Regions from separate parts of the Homo sapiens genome. Here region 1 is linked to region 2. A link is a contact called in ENCODE Hi-C or POLR2A ChIA-PET data. All regions are on one chromosome and are shown on one strand. Each heading gives the region's core, a stretch centred on a gene start or an enhancer-like site at or near the end of the contact. The rest is flanking DNA. Distances are from core to core; before and after follow the strand shown.

Region 1 (4,314 bases), core at 835-3,334, 1.0 Mb before region 2:
TAGGCTCCATCACAACACCTGCTAAATTCCTCCTCAGTTGGAATTAGATGTTTGATAAGTCTTCACTGTCTCCCTGCAGGAGGTAGGAAGCTCTGTGAGGACAGAAATTCACCTGTGTTTTCCCAGAGTCCAGCACCGGGCCTGGTGCACGGTAGGCACTAAATAAATATTTGATGAGGCCAGGCGCAGTGGCTCACACCTGTAATCCCAGCACTTTGGGAGGCCGAGGCGGGCAGATCACCTGAGGTCAGGAGTTCGAGACTTGCCTGGCTAACATGGTGAAACGCCGTCTCTACTAAAAATACAAAAATTAGCTGGGCGTGGCAGCAGGCACCTATAATTCCAGCTACTTGGGAGGCTGAGACAGGAGAATCGCTTGAACCCAGGAGGCACAGGTCGCAGTGAGCTGAGATTGCGCCACTGCACTCCAGCCTGGGCAAGAAAGAGCGAAACTCCGTCTCAAATAAATAAATAGATAAATATTTGATGAATAAGATGATTTGTCACTAGCAGATTCTCTGTGAAATGTATGGCTGTGCCCCTAAAGTATTAATAAAAGATTAAGCAACTAATAAAGGTTATTTTTCTCAACCGGTTGCTACCATCCCAGTGTCTAATAGGATGATCATAACTACCATATACTGTGCCCAGTACTGCACACTTATTATTTATTTTATTTATTTATTTTTGAAACTGACTGTCGCCCAAGCTAGAGTGCAGTGGCATGATCTTGGCTCACTGAAACCTCTGCTTCCCAAGTTCAAGCGATTCTCCTCCCTCAGCCTCCCGAGTAGCTGGGACTACAGACGTGCACCACCATGCCAGGCTAATTGCTGCATTTTTATTAGAGACAGGGTTTCACCATGTTGGCCAGGCTGGTCTTGAACTCCTGACCTAGTGATCCACCTGCCTCGACCTCCCAAAGTGCTGGGATTACAGGCGTGAGCCACCGCGCCCGGCAGTTTTTGCATTTTAATACATAGCACTACCAACCATTCAGTGATTTCCTCTTGATTTCTCCCTCTCCATCCCTTATTGTTCAATCCATCAGCAAATCCCGTTTATTCTCCAAAAGCTACCTCAAATATTTTTTACTTCTATTTATTTTTTTGAGACTGGGTCTCCCTCTGTCGCCCAGGCTAGAGTGCAGTGGCACGATCACGACTCACTGCAGCCTCCACCTCCTGGTGGAGCCTCACACGTCAGCCAACCCCCAAACCCCGCCCCAGTAGCTGGGACTACAGGAGTGACAATCACACGGATAATTAAAAAAAAAAAAAAAACTTTTTTTTTTTTTTTTTGTAGAGACAGGGTCTCATTATGTTGCCCAGGCTGGAATTTTTACTTCTTTTTATCCCTACTGCCATCACTTAAATCCAGACCACCATCATATCAACACCCTGGATCCCACTGAAGCTCCTAGCTGGGTTCTCCTCTTACCCTATCCTATTATTTTTCTACGTAGCAATCTTTTTAAAACTGTACATTGGATGGACTAACTCCCTTGTGTCACTGATTTGCAGGACGAGGGCTTTTACCCATATGAGCCACTTCTGTTTCCTCTTCCCCTGGTTGTTTTATAAGACTCCTGGGGAGGGGGCGGGTGACCCAAGTAGAAGTGAGAGAGTTAGAGAAAGGCCAGGATAAGAAAGTTATTCATTCAAATAATGTACCGCGTGCCCCTGTGCTCTGCGCACTGTGGGTACAGCAGTGAAATCAAGGACCGCACAGTTCGGGCGCTACGAGAGCTGCCGTTCCAATTCCATCCGAAGGAAGGGAGACAACGCTTTCCCGCGCGGACGAGCGGCCAGGCGCGGCGCTAACTGCTTGGACGCCCCGCCTGCCACCGTGCCTCAGCTCGCCTCTTCTGCACAACGGGACTCTGCCCCACAGGGACACCGGGAAGGTCCCGACCCGAGCGCTCAGTGGGACGGGGTCGCACCAAGAGTCCGCGCGGAACTCCCGATCTGGGCGGGGCCCAAAGGTCACGTGGCCGGGAAGGCGGGCGCGCGGGCTGCGAGCACCAACCGCCGGCCGCCCCGCGCTGCGTCGCCCCGCCTCCCCCGCCCCACCCCCGTCGCCCCCAGCGCGTGCCCGCCCGGCGCCCTCTAGGGTGGAAGGCTGCGGGCGTCCTACCAGTGCCAGGACTGCCAGAGCGGGAGGAGCGCGGCGCGGGCCAGCCGGGACTGCTGGACAGCGGGGTCCAGGCTAGAGGCGAGCGAGCGGTCAGTGACGGCTGTGGAGGAGGGAGGCGCTGGGCGTCAGCGCGGGACCCGAGCCTCTGGACCACTGAGCTGGGGGGCTGGCTGAGGTGGGTCTCCCGCCCTGAGGGCGCGCCTTAGGGAGGGGACAGGGGCCGGTGGGACCCTTGCTTTGTCTCAGTCGCACTGAGGTGAGGGGGCTGCACTCGGCCGAGCAGCGAGGACCGTGCCCAGCTCAGAGAGAGCCCTCAGAGTGTCCGGGCTGGATTGCGGCCGCGGTGCGGGAGAAGTCGGAGGAGGGAGTGACAGGTGACCGGGCTGGCAGGGCAACTGCCATTATTAAGCACTCGGCCGCCCGGGTGCGGTTGCCACCTCCTCCTTCCCGAGCTGGCAGCCCAGGCCACCAGGGACACGCACCTGTCCTAAGAGGGTGTAATCTTTGAGGCAGAGGTGGGACACGAACCCGGGACGGTTTGCCCTTGGGCCACTCCCTTAGGCTGAGGGAAAAGTGTACTTAAACCAGGCTTTGAGAATTGGGCAGAGTTTGAAGCGCAGAGATCACCGAGCCCTTCGTTGGCTGTCAGGACTTTAGAAAGACGTTTGGTCTCTAAAAGACCACACTTTCCTCCTCCCCAAAAGTGGCTGGACCTGTGAACACTAATTACTCATGTGTAAGGAGTGCTTTGCAATCTGTAAAGCACTTTCCATTCCGGTGTCGTAGATAATTCGTCACAATGAACTTGCCAAGTAAGCGTTTTTTTTATTTACCTTTTTTACAGATGAAGAAATTTTGTCCCAGAGACGTTTATTAAATCAGGGAGTAGCAATAGAGCCTTACTCTTTTTTTTTTTTTTTTTTTTTGAGACGGAGTCTCACTCTGTCGCCCAGGGCCGGAGTGCAATGGCGCCATCTCGGCTCAGTGAAACCTCTGCCTCCCAGGTTCAAGCAATTCTCCTTGCCTCAGCCTCCCAAGTAGCTGGGACTACAGGCGCCAGCCACCACACCCAGCTGCTTTTTGTGTTTTTAATAGAGACGGGGGTTTCACCATGTTGGCCAGGCTGGTCTTGAACTCCTGACCTCAAGTGATCTCCCCACCTCGGCCTCCCAAAGTGTTGGGATTACAGGTGTTAGCCACCGCACCCAGTGGAGCCTTACTCTTTTTTTTTTTTTTTGAGACAGAGTTATGCTCTTGTTGCCCAGGCTGGAGTGCAATGGTGCAATCTCAGCTCACTGCAACCTCCGCCTCCCGAGTTCAAACGATTCTCGTGCCTCAGCCTCTCAAGTAGCTGGGATTACAGGCATGAGCCACCACGCCCGGCCTTTTTTTTTTTTTTTTTTTTTTTAGTAGAGACGGGGTTTCTCCGTGTTGGTCAGGCTGGCCTTGAACTCCCAACCTCAGGTGATCCGCCTTCCACGGCCTCTCAAAGTGCTGGGATTACAGGCATGAGCCACCGCGCCTGGCTGAGCCTTACTCTTATACATCAAATGTTTTCCACGATAGGAAACCACCTGGGATGACCATCAAGCCCCAAACTCAAACATCCTGTGATTTCATCATCAGAGCTCCTGGCTTAGGGCACAATTCTTGGCTGGATCTGCCTGCCACTCCCCAGCTACCAACAACCGTATCTCGGCAACACAACCACCCTGGCACAGCACTTTTAATTATTTGTTAAATGTTTCTTACTGGGTTGGGCTAAACCAACTGTGAGGAGTCCTTTAGGCAGTGTCAAAACTTGGAGACAGTTGGATGGGCTTGATTGAATTCTGAAAATTCCCCGAGTGTACTGGGGTTTCTACCCAAAGTGACGATTACTTTGAGAGTATTGGTGATAATAATTTTTTGTCCTTCCTATTGACAGGTCCACCTCCTAACAAATTATTGGAAGGAATATGAGAAAAGTAAGTAGGGATTTTGAAGTATCAGTTAAAAGACCCAAAATTGTTTATGTTTAGAATAATGGTAGTTAATTTGGTGATGTTATTTCTGGATGTATAAGGTTAATTGGCAAGTGCTTATCAAATGCATGTGTGTGTGTGTGTGTGTGTGTGTGTGTGTGTGTGTGTGTGTGTGAGATACGGAGTCTCATTCACTCTGTCAGCCAGGCTGAAG
Region 2 (4,047 bases), core at 846-3,345:
ATATCATCAAAAAATTTACAGTGAATCTAAACAGTCACTTCTGTATTTATTACCATTACTAACATAACAACATTAATTTTTTAAAATAATAAAATCCTTGCTTGTTAGAGACAGAGGGCTTTAATTATCTTATGTATTCAAATGGAAAGTCTTTTTGTTAAATTAGCGTGAAAGTCCCTTCATCTACACACAATTGGCCCAAAGAAACAGGCCATTTTCAGCACAAGAGGCCAATCCATTTTAAGAGTGAATAAAGCTTTTGAAAGCACCACACACCCTCTTCCAGACTGTCAAATTTTCAAAATGGTCCAGCATTTTTTCCACTTTATCTTTTTTAACACTTTCAGGCCCAGTAAGCATCTCATAATTAGATTAATTAAAAAGGAAACAACAAAAAACACTGCTCCCTTCTGATCAAAATTATTCCATTTATGCTTAATTAGCTTTAATCCACGTCTACATATTTAATGATGGGGATATGACAATTCAACCCATTTGCATATTTTAAATGCCTTTTCTAAACTATACTTTGTAACAGATTTAGAAGAACAGTCTCTTTCTCATGCCAATATGCCACAGCATAAATCAGGAGGATACAAATTAGGAAAAAAAGAGAAAAGAAAACAAGGCCTCTCAGAGCCAGGGATGTGCTCAGGGGGGTGGAGTAATTTACCCAGGGGTGGGGGCAATTTACCCGCCACATCACAAACTACAATCCTTTCAGCCCACCAGACCGAGAAGCATTACATCACACTCTCACAATGATAGGGGGAGGAGGCTCTGAGAAAGCAAGTTTTCAGCTTTCTTTCCTCCCTGCTCTCAGGCTTCCAGAATCCTGCATTAGGAGTAATGGAATTTAACTTCAGGCACTGCACAGCTTCAGGGGTTACTAACAATCACATAGACTGCTACTTATACATGTGACCCTAAATGACCACTTCGCAGTGGATACATGGCCGAAACAGGCAACCACACACTCACACGATGAATTTATGCTGAAAAACTCAGTTTTGCATCTGTGTAAAATTAAACAAAAATTTTATTTCGTGAGGAATGAAGAAGGCTAATACACAGGGAGAACTGATAAAGAAATAATTTCTAATCGCGGTGAATAGCTGTTCATATCTTTAAAACACCATGTTTACAACATAGTCCTACCCTTTGGTTGAATCCAGGATCAAAATAAAAGCGCATCTGGCTGCACATTTGAGAACACACACAGAGACCCAGTGCAAATGAGCGCGCGCAGAAAGGAGAGGGGTGAGCCACATATTGCTTGGGAGGTTTTCAAGCAGGGGAATCTACAAACCCCAAACCTCCTGGTGTTCACCCGCCCCCAACCTGATGTTTAAAATGTATTAGGTCTTACTTTAGGTTTTACATCTCTCTAGGAAGGAGGGCCCAGTTTAAAAAATAAAAAGATAGAAAAAGGCTTTCCCGTTCTAGGGCTTGCCCTCCCAGATCCTTTGTCGGCCTTAGCAGCCGAAAGAATGCAAACCCATTTATATTTATGCAAATTTTTGCAGCAGATTTAAGGGGGGAGGGGGAGGTCTGTGTTTTTTAAAAACCTCTTTCTAAATAGCAAATTTCCAATTACTCGCAGCTTCATTTATTGCAAGATAGAAACGATGATGAAAATCTGCATATACATTAAAAGTGCAATTAAATCACTTCAAAATCTAAATATTTTACCACGTCTTTTCCATTTCTAAAATGCCGAACCAAAGTACATCACGGGTCTGATTTACACAGATCCACGAAATGTCTGAAGCCAGTCTCCATGCTAGACAAATGTCGATTTGCAACACCACCAGTGAAAACGGTTAGACAAGATCCATATAAATCAATTGGTTAAAAAAAATTGAAAATATTTACCAACCTCATAAAGTGCAGCAGTGCTTAAATCCAGCAAATTGAGGCATACAAGGTAGAAATGGAAATGAAAAAAGGTCCAAAAAATGAATTCTTTTTGTCTATCTGTTTTTTTGTATTTTAAATATTCAGAAACCAGCAGAGACTCTGTCGGCCATTTTGGCTTGAACTAACTCTCTCTCACACACTCTCCCTCTTGCTCTCTCTCTCCCTCTCTGTCTCTAAAGGAAGCAGCTTTTTGTGACCTTCAAATAGAGGCAGATCATGTGACTTCGGGTAGGTTTGTCAATCAGGAAAGGGGAGGGAGCTGGAGCTGAGACTGCCTTAAAGGGGAAGCAGCCCTTTTCCACTCACTTTCATTTGTGAAATGCTGTTATCTCATACTCTCCGCCTACAGACACTGCATGTGAAAGTGGCAACAGCATAAGGGTAACAGATGAACAAAACAGAAAAACCTTTATTGGTTTATAGAAATATGCTCAGTTGCTAACGATTCTTACAGCTCCTGGATCTTCTCCTGGCTCGCTTGCTAGTTATTCTCTAGATGTTTGGGCAAGCACAGGCTGGCAAACTGCTCTGTAAAAGGGGCTGAAACACAGCTCTACCAAACAAGAGGCTTTAGCTTTGAAAGAATGAGGTGAAATACAGGGCACGACTGATCTCTAAGAAACTCCTAAAATGTATAGAAAAAGACTGAAAGAAACGCACAAAAGTATAAACTGAACTGCAATTCAGAAAGGTTAAGTGACTTATCCCAAATCACACAGCTGAACAGCTGCAGAAGAGGGACTGGTTTCCCAATTCTGAACTCTACACTTATTGTTTTGCCTGTATGTGTGTTCAGTACCTCCTCCCCCAAACCCAAATAAAAACTATGCTTCAGCACTGCAAACGGAGTTTCTCTGGGCTAGGGCAGGTCTGAGTCATCTTTAATCCCCTCCCCCACCGCAGGAGGTAGCTCTGCAGCTGAGGGAGCCTAGGCACTAAATTAAAACCTACCTGGTTTCCACCACTCCTAATCCCTTCTCCTTCGCATATACATCTCCACTCCTACCCACTTAAGAAACCCAAGCTCGGTTTGCATCTCCAGCCCCCGCGGCTCACAGGCCGTGTAACTTCACTGCTAACAGCAAGTAAGTAAGTCCCTTACCCATCCTCCCACCCTGCCTGGCCTCCGTTTTCTCATTGGTAGCCGGCGGAGATTGGGCTTCCCTAGATGGTATCTTTGGTTTCTTTCACCTCTGAAACTCTGCACTTGGCTTCTTTGAGTAGTTCTGTTCATCTTTTCCTGGCCATCTCAAAAGTTCGCCTCCACCCTGGGAAGGCTTCTTGACCCTCGCAGTCCAGACCAGGCCCTCCTGTTAACACTCCCATAATATCCTTTACTACTTCTTCAGAGCAATGGTCATAATTGCAATTTATGAAAGAATGTGCTTAACATTAGTCTTCCCCAGGAGACTGTAAACTGTATAAGGAAAAACACCACGTCTTCACTGCTCTGTGAGGCTCCACACCAAACACCACATAGGAGGTAAATAAATGAATAAATCAATGACTTGGACCCTATTCAGAAGGGCTGGGCTGAGTAGGAGGAAATCTGCCACCTGAATATAAAAAATGTAGGGGAATGAGGGTCACATAGTTCCCAGAAACTCGCATTCATCTATGTTTTAAGGACGGCTTCAGGAAAGAAAGTAACTAAAATGGTAAAAAGCGCATGAGGCCGGGTGCGGTGGCTCATACCTGTAATCCCAGCACTTTGGGAGGCCGAGGCAGGCAGATCACCTGAGGTCGGGAGTTCGAGACCAGCCTGACCAGCATGGAGAAACCCCGTCTCTACTAAAAATACAAAATTAGCCAGCGTGGTGGCACATGCCTGTAATCCCAGCTACTAGGGAGGCTGAGCTTAGCAGGAGAATCGCTTGAACCCGGGAGGCGGAGGTTGTGGTGAGCCGAGATCGCGCCATTGCACTCCAGACTGGGCAGCAAGAGTGAAACTCCATCTCAAAAAAAAAAAAAAAAAAAGTGCATGAGAATGCCCTGTGACTATCGACTCCACCTATCTCTATAAGCCAGAAAAGGGAGGATTCCCTAGTGTGCTTCTCCCATAAACTAGGCTGCCATGCCAGCCAGCAGACAACTGATGGATTCTAGAAACCCGGCTTTCCTTGAAAA

What was found. A loop is a pair of places that touch in the nucleus more often than their neighbours do. ChIA-PET counts read pairs that join two places held with the same protein, here RNA polymerase II (POLR2A). Pooled maps may share reads with other maps.
Region 1: a loop to region 2 is called in a pooled map, with 5 times the contacts of the local background. The contact joins the promoter of EP300-AS1 here to the promoter of TNRC6B in region 2. A Hi-C loop is called at or near these places in 6 of 50 pooled maps. POLR2A ChIA-PET finds 5 or more read pairs at or near these places in 2 of 52 experiments (B cell and activated B cell).

Annotation. Positions count from the first base shown.
Region 1 is chr22:41,195,271-41,199,584 of GRCh38, reverse strand. EP300-AS1 (EP300 antisense RNA 1) reads left to right here and starts at 2,084. Exons shown (of 3, transcript NR_110514.1): 1 at 2,084-2,311; 2 at 4,064-4,103. RefSeq lists enhancers at 1,561-1,630, 1,641-1,770, 1,925-2,424 and a silencer at 1,961-2,230.
Region 2 is chr22:40,175,973-40,180,019 of GRCh38, reverse strand. It overlaps TNRC6B (trinucleotide repeat containing adaptor 6B), which reads right to left and starts at 2,095. Exons shown (of 23, transcript NM_001162501.2): 1 at 1,880-2,095. The coding sequence starts at 1,884. RefSeq lists an enhancer at 2,207-2,256.